Linked DNA regions of Homo sapiens: region 2 is linked to region 1. A link is an interaction called in ENCODE POLR2A ChIA-PET data of the cell type or tissue named here. Cell type or tissue: A673. All regions are shown on one strand. Each heading gives the region's core, and the rest is flanking DNA. Links, peaks and the distances in the headings are about the cores only. Region 1 overlaps AMBRA1 (autophagy and beclin 1 regulator 1). Region 2 overlaps HARBI1 (harbinger transposase derived 1).

Region 1 (4,394 bases), core at 134-4,133:
AGAAACCTCATTCCATGGACAGATATGAGCTGGGAAATTGGCCTCCTTGCCTCTGGTTAATAAACACCCCAGCACACTGTGCTTTGCTTTTCCCTCATTCTCTTGAGGCTTCACGTACTAACTCGCTTTGCCTTTCTGATATTCGTCCTAAGATTTTACTTCCTATTATATAGTGTTTGCAGTATACCAGGGTGAAGGACCTGTCACTTCTTAATGAATGGCCTTGGTCAAGGGTTTTTAAAGTTTCAGGTCAGAAATGTGGATGTGAAAAAATGTTTTTTAAGACCTTCACAGGCTTACTAGTATCACAGCAATAAATGATTCTACCAGGATATTCTTCGTAGACTTAGTTGGCCTGGAGGTAGACTTTTAAGGATATATCTGTGCTTCTGAATAAAATTAGCTAAGAATTCAACATTATGGAATTCAATAAATTCCAGGGGGAAATCAGTGAATTAGGATACACTGCCTCTTAAATTCTAAACCCTATATATCCCACCTGTTGCATGTAGGGGGCATGTGTGCATGTGGCATCAAAACTAGCTGTGGACCTTTTTTTTTCCCATAGATTTGGTCTTACTCATCCTCTGGTGAAAAGCCTCTGATGGTAAATTCTGGGTTAAAAAAAAAGTCTGTGGTCTGTGAGCAGACCTCCCAAGTCTCCCAGGGAAATGGATTTGGATACTAAGTAAAGATGTCCATGTAGATTGGCTTGGGCCTTTGAGTTTACTTGCTAACTAAAGTGAGTTTTTATTATACATTCAAGTCTTACAACTATAGTGTAATGTGTTGAGGGTATATAGGAGCTAAGCATAGTGCCAACCAGTCATCTTACAAATGTATTAAAAATAACTACCCATGTATTAAAAATAACTACCCACCAGACAGTTAGCAGAGGGTCATATGTTCCCAGGGGGAACTGGCTGACTTCTCAGACGAGACTTTTGTAATGCTAGATACATGATTGCACACTATGTATACATTCTGTTTCTAGCCTCTTCCCTTTTGCTGTCTGCGATTATGTTGTGCTCTCATGTTTTGCCATCTATCGCTCACTGCCCAGAGGCACTGAGGAATACATTAATGTTTTGTAAAGATGTTTTTAAGCGTTTCTGGTGAAAAGCATTATTTTGCACTCTGTGAATTGTTTATATTTGATAATAGTAAAATAAGGCTGATCTACACTGTAGGCACTGTGGTGTCTTTTTGTAGTATGTCTATTTTTTTCCTGAGGTTACTAGCATTTTAGCAGTGGTACCTTGCCTTGGCCCACCTCACATCAGGGGCAGGAATTGCCTGCCAGTCTCTGCTGGCAACTGCATCACATGCTTTAAGTGCACCCCTCAAACTAGGGGGCCCTGCAGCGATCAGATGAATGCCTATCGTTGGATAACTTAAACGATAATTGCTAGTGTGTGAAATGGGGAGGCTTGGATGCCTCTGCATTAGAGCAGAGATGTCAATTTGGAAATCATAATAGAGGTGTCGTTTCAGAACACACAATTATTTTTTACAAAGAATAAGGGCTTGTCATCTCCCAGCCCAGGCATGCGCCAAGGCAGAGATCGGGGAGTTGCAGAGTAAGATTCAGAAATGAAGAAAGCCACAGTGCGTTCAAGTTTATTTGGCCTCCTGCCCCTTCATCCCCTGGCAAACATTGCCCTCTTTCCCCTGTGGGGGTCTCTTTTGGCAATTTACAGTCCAGGAGCATCAGTGGTAGTTTCCCAGGCAAGTAGCCAGCCTCTGGCTTTTTGATTTAATGAGCCTCCCAGGGACCAGACTGCACTGCATTTATCAGGACAACTATGTCAGCACTTTAACCTGAGCAGCATAAGTGACCAGAGGGGATGAAGGTGATGTAAGCAGTTTCTGAAAACCTTGTTCCTTCAGGAGTTTTAGTGTGAGGTTTTGGGCATCTAGCAACCTTGTCTGAGAGTCTTGTCGCCAGTGAGGGGCAACCAGATAGGTCTTCTTGCTTATTCTTCCAAGTCTGGTTAGGCTGCTGATTCATCACTTAAATATTTGTTGGTTTCCTATTACATGTTAATTAGGATGTGAGTTTTGATGGGGATAAAAAGATGACTTGGATCCAGTACCTGTTTTCATGTAGCAAAGACAAGACATAAGTTACTGGGTGACTTGAGAAGGCCTCTTAAGAGAGGTACAAAATGCTATAGGGGCCGGGCGCGGTGGCTCACGCCTGTAATCCCAACACTTTGGGAGGCCGAGGCGGGCGGATCACGAGGTCAGGAAATCGAGACCATCCTGGCTAACACAGTGAAACCCCGTCTCTACTAAAAAAAAAAAAAAATACAAAAAATTAGCCGGGCTTGGTGGTGGGCGCCTGTAGTCCCAGCTACTCGGGAGGCTGAGGCAGGAGAATGGCGTGAACCCGGGAGGCAGAGCTTGCAGTGAGCCGATACCACGCCACTGCACTCCAGCCTTGGTGACAGAGCGAGACTCCGTCTCAAAAAAAAAAAAAAAGAAAAGAAAAACAAAATGCTGTGGGGCACTGGGGAAGAGAGGGTGAACTTCTGGCTGGAGGAGTCAGGTATTTGAGCTTTGAAGGCTTTTTACAGACAGTAATAAGGAAGAGGAACTTTCCAGAAAGAAGAAATTGCCAAGATAAATAACGTAGGTGGGATAGTGAGGGTGTGTTTAGTTTAGCTAGAACAATGGATCCCCAAAGTCAAAACTATTTTTATAATAATGCTGAGACATCCTTTGTGTTTTTCACTCTCATTCTTTCACAAGTATACAGTGTTTGCTAGAGGCTCCATGACATGTAATGAGGCTATCATCCTGATGGCTAATTGAATGTGTGCTTGTGTATTAAAATTTTTTCAGTTTTAATTTCAATAAATTGAAATTAAATATTGATAGTGGAAACCCATACAAATGAAATCTCTTTAGGAGCCTCGTAATTTTTTTTTTTTTTTTTTCGAGGCGGAGTTTCACTCTTGTTGCCCAGGCTGGAGTGCAATGGCGCCATCTTGGGTCACTGCAACCTCTGCCTCCTGGGTTCAAGCGATTCTCCTGCCTCAGCCACCTGAGTAGCTGGGATTACAGGCATGCGCCACCATGCCTGGCTAATTTTTTATTTTTAGTAGAGACGGGGTTTCTCCATGTTGGTCAGGCAGGTCTTGAACTCCCAACCTCAGGTGATCCGCCCACCTTGGCCTCCCAAAGTGCTGGGATTACAGGCGTGAGCCACCGGGATCCTCATAATTTTTAAGAGTGTTAAAGGAGTCCTGGGAGCAAAAAGTTTGTAAACCACTGGACTAGAGCATATAGTATATCCAAAAGGAATGAGAAATTTGGCTGCAAAGCTTGAATACCAAATGCCCTGCTGAGGAATCTGGATTTTATTTCCTAGGCAGAAGGAAGCTGTTAATTTGGGTTTGGTGCTCCCGGATGGAAATAGCGGTTGCCATCCAGACATCAAAGCTAGGCTGTAAAGTTATTCATTAGGCATGGGGCACCAGTGGCACCTTACCTTCTGGGAGCCAGCATTCCCTAACAGTAGAGGCCAGAGAGTTCTAGCAATTGATTGTTTCCAGTGGTTGGAGAAAGTCCAAACATGTTTGTTTGCTTTAGGATATTGATTTTTCTCTGTGATCTGACAACCAGTTAAAAGAGTATCTTCAGGTTATAATTTTTTAGTAAGGAGGAGTTGTCCACGGTTTGTTTATTCCATATGGACTAGTACCCAGACTTTCTGCACCTCAACTCTGATATCTATTGAATTTGAAGTGAAGGGGCCGGGCATGGTGGCGCATGCCTGTAATCCCAGCATGTTGGGAGGCCAAAGTGGGTGGATTATATGAGGCCAGGAGATCAAGACCAGCCTGGACAACATGGTGAAATCCCGTCTCTACTAAAAATACAAAAATTAGCCAGGCTTGGTGGTGCATGCCTGTAGCCCCAGCTACTCGGGAGGCTGAGGCAAGAGAATTGCTTAAGCACAGGAAGCAGAAGTTGCAGTTAGCCAAGATCGCGCCACTGTACTCCAGCCTGGGTGACAGAAACTCTGTCTCAAAAAATGAAATAAAATAAAATAATGAAGTGAAGGTTCTTTTCTTTCAGTTGATCTGCTCCGACCACTTTTTTTCTTTTCCAGAGCTTTCTTTGACTATTTTAAAAATTGTATTCCTAGTGATCAAGAATACAGCTGATACAGGGAACTTCTTTGCACATAACTCAGAATATTAATCAGGGAAAGAAAAAATAGTTGTATTCTTTTAAAAATGTTCAGGATTTCACAGTTTGAATTATATGCCTATTATGATTTTAGCAGAGCTTAATATTCATTTTTGATGTTTTTTTTCCAGTGCACAATACTTTAATTTCAAGTTCTTTTTTGTTCTGTCCCTTAGTAATTTAAAGAATTCTAT
Region 2 (4,394 bases), core at 159-4,158, 92 kb before region 1:
AGGATCACTTGAGCCTGGACCTTGAGACCAGCCTGAGCAAGATAGCAAGACCCTGTCTCCAAAACAATTAAACTTTTTTTTCTTATTTTATTTTTATTTTTTTTATTTTGTGTAGAGGCAGAGTCTCACTATGTTGACCAGACTAGTCTTGAGCTCCTGGCCTCAAGCTATCCTCCCATCTGAGCCTCCCAAAGCTCTGGGAATATGGCTGTAAGCCACCACACCAACGTAAAAAAAAATTATTATTATTATTATTATTGAGACAGAGTTTTGCTCTTTTTGCCCAGGCTGGAGTGCAATGGTGCGATCTTGGCTCACTGCAACCTCCGCCTCCCAGGTTCAAGCAATTCTGCCTCAGCCTCCTGAGTAGCTGGGATTATAGGCATGCGCCACTATGCCCAGCTAATTTTGTATTTTTAGTAGAGACGGGGTTTCACCATGTTGGTCAGGCTGCTCTCGAACTCCCAACCTCAGTTGATCTGCCCATCTCAGCCTCCCAAAGTGCTGGGATTACAGGCGTGAGCCACCATGCCCAGCCTATATATATATATATATTAATAAATGTATTTTATGTTATTTCACCCAGCTCTTCTACTCCTAAGAATTTATCTTACAGGTATATATTTATACATATGCAAAACAAAATTGCATACAAGAATTTTTATTGCAAACAATAGCTGCAGCAACAAAAACAACCTTATAAAAACAATCCTGTCTGGGTGCGGTGGCTCCTGCCCGTAATCCCAGCACTTTGGGAAGTCAAGGTGAGAGGGTCACTTGAATCCAGGAGCTCGAGATTAGCCTGGGCAACAAAGCGAGACAATGTCTCTCAGAAAAGTAATAATAATATAAATAAGCAAACAAATAAATGAAACAATCCCCTGAAATAAAGCCAAAATACTGCTGGGTGCGGTAGCTCACGACTGTAATCCCAGCACTGTGTGAGGCCATGGAGGGTGTATCACCTGAGGTCAGGCGTTCAAGACCAGCCTGTCCAACATAGTGAAACCCCGCCTCTACTGAAAATACAAAAATTATCAGGGCATGGTGGTGCGCGCCTATAATCCCAGCTACTTGGGAGGCTGAGGTAGGAGAATCGATTGAACCTGGGAGGTGGAGGTTGCAGTGAGCCAAGATCGTGCCACTGCACTCCAGCCTGGGCAACAGAGGGAGACTCTGTCTCAAAAAAAAAAAAAAAAAAAAAGCCAACATACTTATCAGGACTGTCCAGAATTGTTTAAGTATTGTACATCCATACAATTGAGCCTTAATTTTTATCTGGCTCTGCTAATCATCTGTAAAATGATTAATCTGACACCAACCACAGTAATATCTATTGTGGGGATTAGGTAATATATATGAAAGTTACCTATGAAGTATTGTATAGATATTCAAATGTGGCCAGTTGTGGTGGCTCACGCCTATAATCTCAGCACTTCAGGAGACCAAGGCGGTGGATCACCTGAGGTCAAGAGTTGGAGTTCAAAACCAGCCTGGCCGACATGGTCAAACCCCTTCTCTACTAAAAACACAAAATTTAGCTGGACATGGTGGCGCATGCCTGTAGTCCCATCTACTTGGGAAGCTGAGGCAGGAGAATTGCTTGAGCCTGGGAGGCAGAGGTTGCAGTGAGCTGAGATCACACTACTGCACTCCAGCCTGGGCGATGGAGCAAGACTCCATCTCAAAAAAAAAAAAAAAAAAAAAAAAAAATCCGGGTGTGGTGGCTCATGCCTATAATCCCAGCACTTTTGGAGGCCAAGGCAAGCGGATCACCTGATGTCAGGAGTTCAAGACCAGCCTGGCCAACGTGGTGAAACCCCTTATCTACTAAAAATACAAAAAATTAGCTGGGCGTGGTGGCAGGCACCTATAATCTCAGCTACTTGGGAGGCTGAGGCAGGCGAATTGCTTGAACCCGGGAGGCAGAGGTTGCAGTGAGTCGAGATCGCACCATTGCACTCCAGCCTGGGCAACAAGAACGAAACTCTGTCTCAAAAAAAAAAAAAAAAAATTATTTTTGCATTGTTGATTGTCACTGTGATATCTGCATAAAAATGATAGTAGACAATGCATGTACACAATTCTTATTGTAGCAACTCACTTCACAGATCTGCCCGAGTTCCATTGGAAAGACTGGCTTACTGTTATGAGTAGAACAAGAATCTATTCAACATTCAGCAGTGTGAACCAAGGTGACTGTACAGCTCTGAGGAGTGCAGTTAGCAGTGATAAAACCCTTGAATCCAGCAGCTTAGTTTTTTGTTTTTTGGGTTTGTTTTTTTTTTAATGTGCTACTTTTATATGAGCATCAGGACAAGGGTTATCTTGTATACAACATATAAGAGATGAAAGCTACGTTAAGGATTAGAAGACTTCTCTAACTTTTGTTTTTTTGAGATTGGGTCTTGTTATGTTGCCCAGGCTGGTCTCAAGCAATCCTCTGGCCTCAGCCCAGGCTCATAATACCAGTAGCTGGTATCACAGACATACACCACCACACCCAGCTAATCACTACCACTAATCATATCTGCACTGCACATGCTCATTGCACAGTGCTTGTTGTGAGTTGATGCTCAGGAAATACTTCTCTTTAACATGTTTACTAGCACTTTAAAGAGAAACCTCCTGTGTTCCAAGTGGGCAAAGACTACACTGATGGGTGTAGAGCTGCCAGGGTACCACGTGTAATATCCTGGAGCTTACTGAGTTTCTTGATTGTTGCTTCTCCGTACTATTTTTAGTGCACCACCTTCTTGCTACTCTACTGGACCTTTATCTTAAACACACCTTTTGCCTATTTTGAGCTTTCAAATTTTATTTTCATACAACTCACACCAAGAAGTGTGGGAAAGTAGATTTTGCAATTGTTTCATCTGGCCATTTCTTCTGTAGCTGTGGGAGTACTTGGGTTCCAAGCTGATTTCTTATGAATCTCTTCACTTTGGTTCCCCCCACCTTTTTTTTTTTTTTGTCACGGGGTCTCACTCTGTCACCCAGGCTGGAGTGCAGTGGTGTGATTATGACTCACTGCAGCCTTGACCTCCTGGGCTCAATTGATCCTCCTACCTCAGCCTACCGAGTAGCTGGGACTACAGATGCACACCACCATGCTGGGCTAATTTTTGTATTTTTGGTAAAGCTGGCGTTTTGTCATGCTGCCCAGGCTGGTCTCGAACCCCTAGGCTCAAGCAGTTAGCCCACCTTGTACTCCCAAATTGCTGGAATTACAGGCATGAGCTACTGCACCCTGCCCGGTTCCCTAACTATTAAGCCAGCTAAAACTTAGCCCTTAAAATTTGACAGGCAATATTGTAAGCATTTTGCATCAATTATATCACTTAATGCTTATAAAAACTCTTTAAGAGTTAAATAATAGCCGGGCACGGTGGCTCACGCCTGTAATCCCAGCACTTTGGGAGGCCGAGGTGGGCGGATCACGAGGTCAGGAGATCCAGACCATCCTGGCTAACACAGTGAAACCTCATCTCTACTAAAAATACAAAACATAAGCCAGGCGTGGTGGCAGGCGCCTGTAGTCCCAGCTACTCCGGAGGCTGAGGCAGGAGAATGGCGTGAACCCGGGAGGTGGAGTTTGCAGTGAGCCGAGATCACGCCACTGCACTCCAGCCTGGGAGACAGAGCAAGACTCTGTCTCAAAAAAAAAAAAAAAAAAAAAGAGTTAAATAATAATAATATTAACATTTTTACAAAAGAGGAGACTGAGGCACATAACATTTAAGTCGCTTGTGTTTCAGTGTTTAAATCAGATCATAGGACGAATTACTTTATTTGGCAAATATTCCTGGTAAGGACTTCTTTTTCTTCCCACCTTGGGATCCAAGATTCAGTTGGAATTATGGCTTTAAAGTAGTTTTTTACATTGTTTATAGTAAATAGTTGAAAATTAGTAAAAATTCTGATAAATAACTTTTCTGATGCCCCTCTCTACAGAAAGAGTAGGAGTGGGAAAAATGGATACTGTAGCAACATTTAACGAATGTTTATTTATTTATTTATTTTTTGAGACGGAGTCTCGCTCTGTCGCCCAGCTGGAGTGCAGTGGTGCGATCTCGGCTCACTGCAAGCTCCGCCTCCCGGGTTCACAGCACTCTCCTGCCTCAGCCTCCGGAGTAGCTGGGACTATAGGCGCCCGCCACCACGCCCAGCTAATTTTTTGTATTTTTAGTAGAGATGGGGTTTCACTGTGTTAGCCAGGATGGCCTCCATCTCCTGACCTCTTGATCCGCCCGCCTTGGCCTCCCAAAGTGCTGGGATTACAGGCGTGAGCCCACCGCGCCTGGCCTTTTTATTATTTTATATATATATATATATATTATATACATACACACACATGTATTTTTGAAACAGGGTCTCACTCTGTCACCCACGCT

What was found. Peaks named below come from ENCODE experiments on the same cell type or tissue, not always from the same donor. Only the 100,000 strongest peaks of a DNase experiment are listed, where the experiment ranks them.
Region 2: POLR2A ChIA-PET joins it to region 1 with 5 read pairs; 7 of 35 experiments call an interaction of 5 or more read pairs at or near these places.

What each region holds. Positions count from the first base shown.
Region 1 is chr11:46,518,689-46,523,082 of GRCh38, reverse strand. All of the region lies in intron 7 of AMBRA1 (autophagy and beclin 1 regulator 1), which reads left to right. Among named protein-coding and RNA genes, the nearest start is that of MIR3160-1, 69 kb to the right of the region's middle. In A673, for the core only: CTCF peaks have their summits at 287 and 489; DNase peaks (open chromatin) are centred at 542 and 2,002; H3K27ac peaks cover 760 bases.
Region 2 is chr11:46,610,290-46,614,683 of GRCh38, reverse strand. All of the region lies in intron 2 of HARBI1 (harbinger transposase derived 1), which reads left to right. Among named protein-coding and RNA genes, the nearest start is that of HARBI1, 4.7 kb to the left of the region's middle. In A673, for the core only: no CTCF peak of the experiment used is centred there; no DNase peak of the experiment used is centred there.